Regions from separate parts of the Homo sapiens genome. Here region 1 is linked to region 2. Evidence: chromatin loops called from intact Hi-C (ENCODE). Cell type or tissue: GM12878. All regions are shown on one strand. Links, peaks and the distances in the headings refer to the core of each region. The heading gives the core; the rest is flanking DNA.

Region 1 (4,395 bases), core at 328-4,327, 670 kb after region 2:
GCCAGGTGCTGGGAATACATCAGTGAATTAGACACTAGCCTGTCCTCAAGGAGGTCACAGTCCAATTGGAGAATCTTAGAAGTAAATCAACAATCACAGTACACAAAGACAAGGGCCAAGATGGAAAGTCCAGGCAGCTGGAGGAGTATGAAGAAGGGTTCCTAACTCAGTTGTGGGGGAGAAGAATGACAGAGTCAGAGAATACTTCCCAGGCCAGACAATATCTACTGAGTACTGAAGGGCAGACGATAACCAGATGGTAGCTAAGCACCAGGTATCAATTAGGTTCACGACCTACTCTGGTGCAAAGAACTAACTGGAAGCAGAAGATGAACACAGGATGTGTGGTTTAGTGCTGTTGGGATTCAGAATTGAGCAAGAGTCAGAATTTCCAGAGGATTTGATGTGGGTCCAAGAAGATTGAAAAGGTTCATCCAGGTAGGCAGAAGAGAAGAAGGCCCTCTATGAAGGAAACAAATTTACAGGAATGAGAAATGGGATGCTTAGAGGTCAATAAATGTTCATTGAAGAGTACATGGTTCTGTAGGAAAAACAAAGTCATCTATGACACGCTTCTACCCCCAAGAGCAAGAGTCAATAAACTTTTCCATAACGTGTCAGATAGTAAACATTTTAGCTTTATGGATCATACAGAATTAGTCCACAGGCTATGGTTTGCCAACCTCTGCTCTACAGGCTCACACTCTTATTGGGAACACAAAATAGAGATACAAAAAATGTCTAAAGCCAAATGATCTTGCCCGGAGTCTTGGAAGATTAGTCTAGTAACAAGGCCTGGGTCAGGTTGTGGAGAGCTTTGTACGTCAAACTCAGTGTTTGGAAGTCAGCTGGTAAGCAGTGAGGCACCATTGATGGCTTTCAGCAAAGGACTGTTTTTTGGAAGATCAATTTTGCAACAAGATGCAGAATGGATGAAAGCATAGAGAGCCTGGAGGCAGGGAAACTTGTAAGAACTCTGAAGTGGTACTCAAAGCATCAAGTGAGAACTCAGATTCTGCAGGTAGTCGGGGAATGGAATGGGAAGTACAGGGTGAGAGATATGTCATAGTTTGATGACCGGATATGAGGTCTGAAGGAAGGAAGGAAACAAAGATTCTTTGGGTGGCTAAATGGTGGTGCTGAATGAACAGATACAAACATTTGGGAAAGGAACATTGTATGAAGGGACAATTCATTTATCTCAATGTATGTTACTTTAGAATTGATAGTGGTACACCCACATGAAACTGTTCATCTAAAATACTAGGAGAGCTCATCAGTGTGGCCAGTACTGCAAACTAGAATTGTGGGCCATGCATGAAAAATCAATAGCAACAAAAGTAAGAAGGTTAGTAACAATGGACACTCATGGACAGCCGTTATCCTGCCAGGTATCGATTTAGACATATTACAATGGATTATCTCCTTTAGTCACCCCTACAGTACTCTGAGGCATATATTATTATCCTTATCTTACAGATATGGAGATTGAGCCTTAGAGAGGTAAAGTGATTTGCCCAAAGTCACACAGTTAATAAGGTGTCACACCACAACTAGAAGTCATGTGTGTCTGCCTTGGAAGGCTGAGCTCACAACATCAAACCTCAGCCTCTTGGTTCAGGGGATTTCCTTCCTGCGTGCAGTTTTCTTTCCTCTCCACTAGCCTGTTGAACTCAGAGCCTGTGTTCACTCTTGGTTTCCCAATGCATATGGAAAAATACCCTCTTTCTTCACTAAATTAACCAAAACCCCCCATGGTGCTACTCACACACCTACTCATCCTTTGCAGGTCTGACTTCTCTCCTGGAGGCTCCCTCACTCTCTTCTGCCAGAAATGAGACCCGGGGAAAAACAGCGGTATCATCTATATCCCTGCTGTACGTGAGGTCACTGAATTCCCCTGATCAGTCCCTCTCTCACAGCTTAGCATCTAGACTTCACGGTCATGGCCTCTTCCCCTCACCTTGTCTGGCAGCAGGGCCGGTTCACACCTTGCATGTGTTCCTTCATGTTTTAGCTCCCAGAGGTAGATGGCAAAATAACCACAACCCTTCTTCTTCCTGCAACCATGCCCTTGAAACATGACCCTGAAGCCCCTTTCATCAAGAGGTAGAGTCTGTTTCCCTTCACTTTGGGTCCAGGCTCGCCTTGTGACCTGCTTTGACCATTAAAATATGATGGAGTCATATTTTGCCCATTCCAAGCCTAGGCTTTAAGATTTCTTACACACATTCACTCTCTTTCGAGACCCCTATGTCTGCCTGGGCTAGCCTGCTGTGGGAAAAGAAGCTATTCGGAGCAGAGAGGCATAGCTCATTGTCCCAGCCAAAGCCTGAGACATGAGAGAGCCCAGCCAAGATGAACACAACCACCCATCCACCCAACACACCAACACCACTGACTGTGGGTGCCTGACAGAGCAAGCTGTGCCCAGACTAAATTGATGACTTACAGAATCTTGAGCTAAACAAATGGTTGTTCATCTTTTTTAAACTACTAAGTTTAGAGATTTCATAGCGGTATCTAATACACTACCCTTTTCTCACTAAGATATCAACAATATCTACATTTGAGTAGCAATCAGCTAACTGCATTTTATTCTAGAACTTCCTGTACTGCACATATTGGAGGACTCAGTCACCGACTTGCCTGTGGTTGCTATGAGTCGCCTACAGAACTGAAAATGGGAAGCAGAACTAGGCTGGTTGTACTCCTAACCACAAGGACACTCTCCTCCTCAAATGAAAAGGCTCTAATTAAAAGGCAGGAAAGATCAGGTATCTCTGGAGTTCACTTTTAAAATTGTCAAAAAAAACCTCAAAGTCGCTTTGCTTCTGACTATCCATACATTGGAAGACTAATTAACTATGACAAGCTGACCAGTGGAGACCATTTTCATAAGGATGACACGATGATGGATGGGTGCATGCTGTTACAATGTCATTGCTAAAAAAGACGTGATGAGTCCAAGTTCCAATTACTAAGATTCATATACAATACAGAGGTCTTTTTCAAGCCACAGAACCCCATTGCAACAGGCTGACGTGTCGTCTTTTCTGTATTTAAGAGACACATTCATGGGCCGGTGACATACTGAGCTATGCATGCTAGGCCTTCTCTGCATCTGGCAGCTGGAACGAGACACAACTAAGTCTTGTTGCTTCAGGGCTTTGGGTACCAAATGAGGCATTAGCACAATAGAAACACCCAACCCAGAGCAATGTTTTCCCATCTTCAGACTTGGAGGCCAAGAGGCAATAGCAAGGACATTATGTAGATATTTATACAACCATTTAAAACATAACCACTCAAAAATGTCAAAACCATTCTTAGCTTACTGGCTGTAAAAAGTAGGCAGCTGGCTGGATTGGGCCCACGGGCTATAGTTTGCCAACCCTTGCCTTAAATAAACAAACTTGTTAGATTTCTCACTAGTGTTATATTTCTGCAGCTAAAGTTCTCTTAGTTACAGAAAATTTCTCTTAGGTACAGAAAATCTGGTCACAAGAAGTTTGAAAAATAAATTAACATAAAATTATATACAGTCACATATTACTAAGATATGTAACGTATTATATTAGTATATGTTATTATAATATACAATTTTATATTATAATAACATATGATATATATTAATATATTACTTGTATTAAATTAATATATGGATATAATAATATATTAATATATAAATATGCTAATATATTTTATATCAATATAAAATATACTATAGTAATCAATTATATACAGTAATATATTAATTATTATTTGTTTCAGCTAAAGTCACAAACTGTTTTCTTTCCTTCACACAAAAGCTAAAGCTCCCTTATATGGTTCCGGATGTTTCCACTAACTCACGGCTTACCTAAATCTCTCAGTTTTGTAAAACAAAAAATACTCCCTTGTTTTACAAAACGGGGAGATTTGTCTAAAAAAAGCAGCAAACAAACACTGATTTCATTATTGGAGGTGGATGGAAGGAAGAATTTTGCAGTCTCCTATTTTTGTCATCTGTTGATCTAAATGTCTTTTCTGTAAGAAAGTTGAATACTCTGTGACACTAACATTTCGAATTTAAAATTTTTACTTGGGAATACATTCACATGATTCAAGAATCAAATCCATATAAAGAAATATCTTCTAAGAAATCCTGCTTTTCCTCCATTGCCATCCACCCTGTAGATAATCCGGTATGTGTTTCCAGGGCAGTTCCTGTTTGCCCCCTTTTATTTTCCAAAGGTAGCCTATTGTGCATGCTGTGTTGTACTTCCCTCTTTTTTCGTTTAACTTAGGATCTGTCCTGGAAATCTTTCCATATCAGTACATAGAGATGTGGGGATGGATCTAAGAGAATTGAAATTAAGCAGATTTATGTTATAAGCAGTTTATTGAGATATT
Region 2 (4,395 bases), core at 138-4,137:
TGTGATGGTGTTTAACTTACACCTCTATGTTTTGGAAGTTAGGCCTAAAGGCTTGATTTATTTTTGGCAAGAATACTTCCTAGATCATGCTGGGTCCTTCGTATTGTATCACATGAGGAGGTAAATAGGCTGTTTCACTGGGTGATGCTAAATTTGACTGTGTGTTTAAGGTGGTGATTGCTAGATCTCTTTCCTATGAAGGTATATTTTTTCCTTAGCAATTAGCAAGCAATCTGTGTGCTGTGCTTTAACCACAAGTGAATATCTTGTTTGGCATTTACTTTTTCCTAACAGTTTTAGTGTCCATTGGTAATCCTTGCCTAAATTGATTATTCCATTGTTTGTTTGTTTGTTTGTTTGTTTTAAAAAAGGATTGATTTTAAACATTCTGTTATTTCTTCTCGATGCATTAGCTGTTTTCTTCTTAGGCAATTGAAACCGAAAAGTTTTTGAATGGAACAACTTTTTCATGTTTGATTCCCTTGACAAATTCATATTTGCTTCTTATGGCTCCACTCAATTAACCTCTCTTCTCAAATTCTAATAATTTCCTTCTCCTTCCTAACTTCCTAGTCACAGAGGCTGTTTTCAAACTATATTGCAAATATCACTTTTTTTCATTCACTCATTCGTTCTAAATTTTTTTTGTGTCCATACTATGTCTTAGGCACTGTTCTGGGTATAAGGATGTATTATAGTGGCAAATAAATCAGATGAAGTCCCTGGCCTATATTCTAGTGGAAGTGGAGAGACAGATAAGAAAATAAATATAAATATTGGCTAGGCGCGGTGGCTCACGCCTATAATCCCAGCTCTTTGGGAGGCCAAGGCAAGTGGATTACTTGAGGTCAGGAGTTTGAGACCAGCCTGGGCAACATGGTGAAACCTTGTCTCTACCACAAATACAAAAAATTAGCCAGGCATGGTGGTGCGCACCTGTGGTTCCAGCTACTCAGGAGGCTGAGGTGGGAGGATTGCTTGAGCTCAGGAAGCAGATGTTGCAGTGAGCCAAGATCACACCACTGCACTGCGCTCCAGCCTGGGCAACAGCGCCAGACCCTGTCTCAGAAAAAAAAAAAAAAAAAAAGAGAGAAAGAAAGACAAAGAAAAGAAATAGAAATATAATAGAATGACAGGTAGAAGTAAAAGAAAGCAGCTGAAGAGGACGGGCAATGATGAGGAAAGGTGATGAAGCTATTTTAGACAGGAAGTCATTGGAACATGTATAGCTGACAGCCATCAGTGCCCTGCCCACATCCCCCAGGTCCTTTGGGATGATCTAGTATAAGCCAGTGTTACTGGAAGCATCTGTGACTCTCTGCCTGTGGCCCAAGGGCTTCTTTCTGTCTCTGTGGCAGGTCCATGCTGGGGGAACAGCTCTTACCCAAGGGCAAATGGGAGTTGAAAGACAAACACCCCAGCTTTCCTGCCCCCCGCTGGGTGGGAAAATTTTGATGTGTATTCCACATCTCCCAGAGGTTTTTGGTGGGACTGAGCCCCAATTGTTCTCAGTGGGTAACTTGGCGATTAAATATTCTGCTGGCCTCTTTCCTTTGCTGGCTCAAGTCTTCACTACTCTACTAGTTCTTCCTGGTACATTTTACACTTCAAACATACCACTTGTACTCAAATCCTTAGTTTTGGAGGAACCTAGCCTAAGTCAGGAAGTCTTAGGAATGGCCCAAGGCAGAAGACCCTCAGAATGAGATTCTAGCATTGGGTCACTTGCTGGCCAACAAAGAGCAGGTCAACAAAAACCCCATCACTGTTAGTAAGTGGGGCAGTGATGATCTCTGGAGTGCTATAGCATCACTATTACTAAGAGTCTTGCCTGTGATTAACTGCGGTAGTGTGTAGGTGGCGGGGAAATGCACTGGCTGATAGAGTAGCTCTTGAACTGAAAGATACAGGGACAATGATAATTATGAGAACTGTGGAGCTGGTTGCTTGTTGTTAACTGCTAGAGAAGCCACAAAGGAAGGAAATAGCAGGCTCAGGTGAGGTAATCATTGACTTAGAGCATGGGTTAAAAGCCAGAAATCTTTCATGGCATCATTTAAAGGGAGTCTCATCTGTAGACAGAGGGTAGAATGAGCTGAAGAATAAGACCCCAAGTTTGATCTTAAATACAACAGAGCTAAAAAGGAGACTGAGTTCACAGCCCACCAGCTTTCTTTCTTTCTCTTTCTTTTCTTCTTTCTTTCCTTCTTTCTTTCTTTTTCTTTCTTTCTCTTTCTTTCTTTCTTTCTCTCTCTCTCTCTCGCTCTCTTTCTTTCTCTTTCTTTCTTTCTTTCTTTCTTTCTTTCTTTCTTTCTTTCTTTCTTTCTTTTTTTTCAGGGTCTCACTTTGCCACCTAGGCTGGAGAGCAGTGGTGCGAACATGCCTCACTGCAGCCTCAACCTCCTGGGCTCAAGTGATCTATCTACTCTCACCTCAGGCCTCCAAGTAGCTGGGACTATAGGCATGCACCACCATGCTCAGCTGATTTTTTTTTTTTTTCATAGAGACGAGGTTTCACCATGTTTCCCAAGCTAGTCTCCAACTCCTGGCTCAAGCAGTCCACCCACCTCAGCCTCCTAAAGTGTTTGGATTACAGGTATGAGCCACTGTGCCCAGCCCCCAAATTTCTAATGCTAAAGCAAGGGACCTGAAAAAGGAGAGGGGCCCTGAGAGTTCCGATGGAGATATTTGGGTAGATGGGCTCAAGGACCTTAAAACCCCAGATTCCTCTTAAAACTGAGAGTGAGAATACTCTGGAGCCTTTCTCCTTGCTAGGAGAAATCAGACTTCTGGTGCTCGGAGACTATGCCAAGGCCTCACGTAGCAAGGGCAAATGCCTTGCAGGATGATGCTTGTCTCTAAGATCCATCCCTACCTCTCTTCATTTCTTCTAGACCAATAATGAGAAATCTTATTATGAGCCAAGCGAGGAAATACTGTTATGTGAAGAAAGGGGTTATTCACCAAAAGCACTGCAAAACCTGGCAAATAGGTACTAGCAGGAAGTGGGAGAACTCTCCTGGAAATGAATCTTAAAGGTGCCAAATCAGGGAGGGCAGAATATAAGACTGAATAGTGGACAGTTTGTTAATACAGGTGTATTATTCAGTGACACGGGACTCACTATCCTGGTAGAATGCCCAGAACTGTACCTAATACATTGCAGAAACAGCTCCTTGAAACTTGAAAATAATGATCAGATGGAGATGCTGGAACTTCTTAGAAGAGAGATGAAGAAGAGGTCAGCAAGTTCAAAGAGATTAGAAGTAAGAATGCATTTTTTTTTTTTGAGACACGGTTTCACTCTGTCACCCAGGCTGGAGTGCAGTGGCACAATCTCAGCTCACTGCAGTCTTGACTTGCTGGGCTCAAGCGATCCTCCCACCTCAGCCCTCTGAGCAGTTGGGACTACAGGCATGCACTACCGTGCCCAGCTAAGTTTTGTATTTTTTGTAGAAATGGGGTTTTGCCATGTTGCTCAGACTGGTCTTGAACTTCTGGGCTCAAGCAATCTACCCACCTCAGCCTCCCAAATCCCAATCCCTCAGCTGGGATTACTGGTGTGAACCACGGCACCTGGCCAAGAATGCATTTACTATGTAACACCAGAGAACCCACCAGCCAACAATGTTCCCTGGGAGGTCCTAGAGGACACTCCCTTATTAAAGTGATAAGCAATATGCTAGTATATTCTGAGAAGCTCAGAACTGCTTGTCCTCTAGATCAAGATTGATGGTAAGAAATGCCCCAGAGTAAATGGGAATAACAGAATTCTAGCGGCCAGGTTGGTGGTACTAGACCATCAGAGGCCCTGGCAATATAATTATGGTTACGTGTATCAGCCTGAATAAGTTAGGAACCTAATATTGAGTAGGAAACAAGTGAATCCCAGCAGAACACATGAGTCATTCAGATTTTGAAAATATGCAAAATGCCTTTTGGCTCTCTGAGCAGCAAGAACAAGTGCCTCACGAAAGGCAGCAAAAGGGGAACCAAGAAGAAAGTGGTTGATCTATTTTCTTTTTTTTTATTTTTGAGACGCAGTCTTGCTCTGTCACCAGGCTGGAGTACAGTGGCGTGATCTTGGCACACTGCAACCTCTGCCCTCCGGGTTCAAGCGATTCTCCTGCCTCAGCCTCCCGAGTAGCTGAGACTACAGGTGAGCGCCACCATGCCCAGCTAATTTTTGTATTTTTAGTAGAGACGGGGTTTCACCACGTTGGCCTAGATGGTCTCGATCTCTTGACCTCGTGATCCACCCACCTTGGCCTCCCAAAGTGCTGGGATTACAGGCATGAGCCACCATGCCCGGCCTAGTTGATCTAGTTTCTAAGAAAGACTGGTATGATGTGAAAGCACCTGCTATGTTCAACATAAGAAATATTGGAAAGACAC

Evidence for each region. A loop is a pair of places that touch in the nucleus more often than their neighbours do. Peaks named below come from ENCODE experiments on the same cell type or tissue, not always from the same donor. Only the 100,000 strongest peaks of a DNase experiment are listed, where the experiment ranks them.
Region 1: a loop joins it to region 2, with 6 times the contacts of the local background. A loop is called at or near these places in 1 of 110 quality-filtered maps.

Annotation. Positions count from the first base shown.
Region 1 is chr4:151,885,973-151,890,367 of GRCh38, reverse strand. All of the region lies in intron 2 of LOC127898557 (a long non-coding RNA gene), which reads right to left. It overlaps LOC102724700 (a long non-coding RNA gene), which reads left to right. Exons shown (of 5, transcript NR_188364.1): 4 at 1,790-1,877; 5 at 2,605-3,422. Among named protein-coding and RNA genes, the nearest start is that of LINC03074, 68 kb to the left of the region's middle. In GM12878, for the core only: no CTCF peak of the experiment used is centred there; DNase peaks (open chromatin) are centred at 1,737, 2,257 and 2,757; H3K27ac peaks cover 2,169 bases.
Region 2 is chr4:152,551,923-152,556,317 of GRCh38, reverse strand. It overlaps the pseudogene RPS3AP18. Among named protein-coding and RNA genes, the nearest start is that of MIR4453, 18 kb to the right of the region's middle. RefSeq lists enhancers at 1,524-1,673, 3,908-4,117. In GM12878, for the core only: no CTCF peak of the experiment used is centred there; DNase peaks (open chromatin) are centred at 1,907 and 3,927; H3K4me3 peaks cover 1,366 bases; H3K27ac peaks cover 3,729 bases.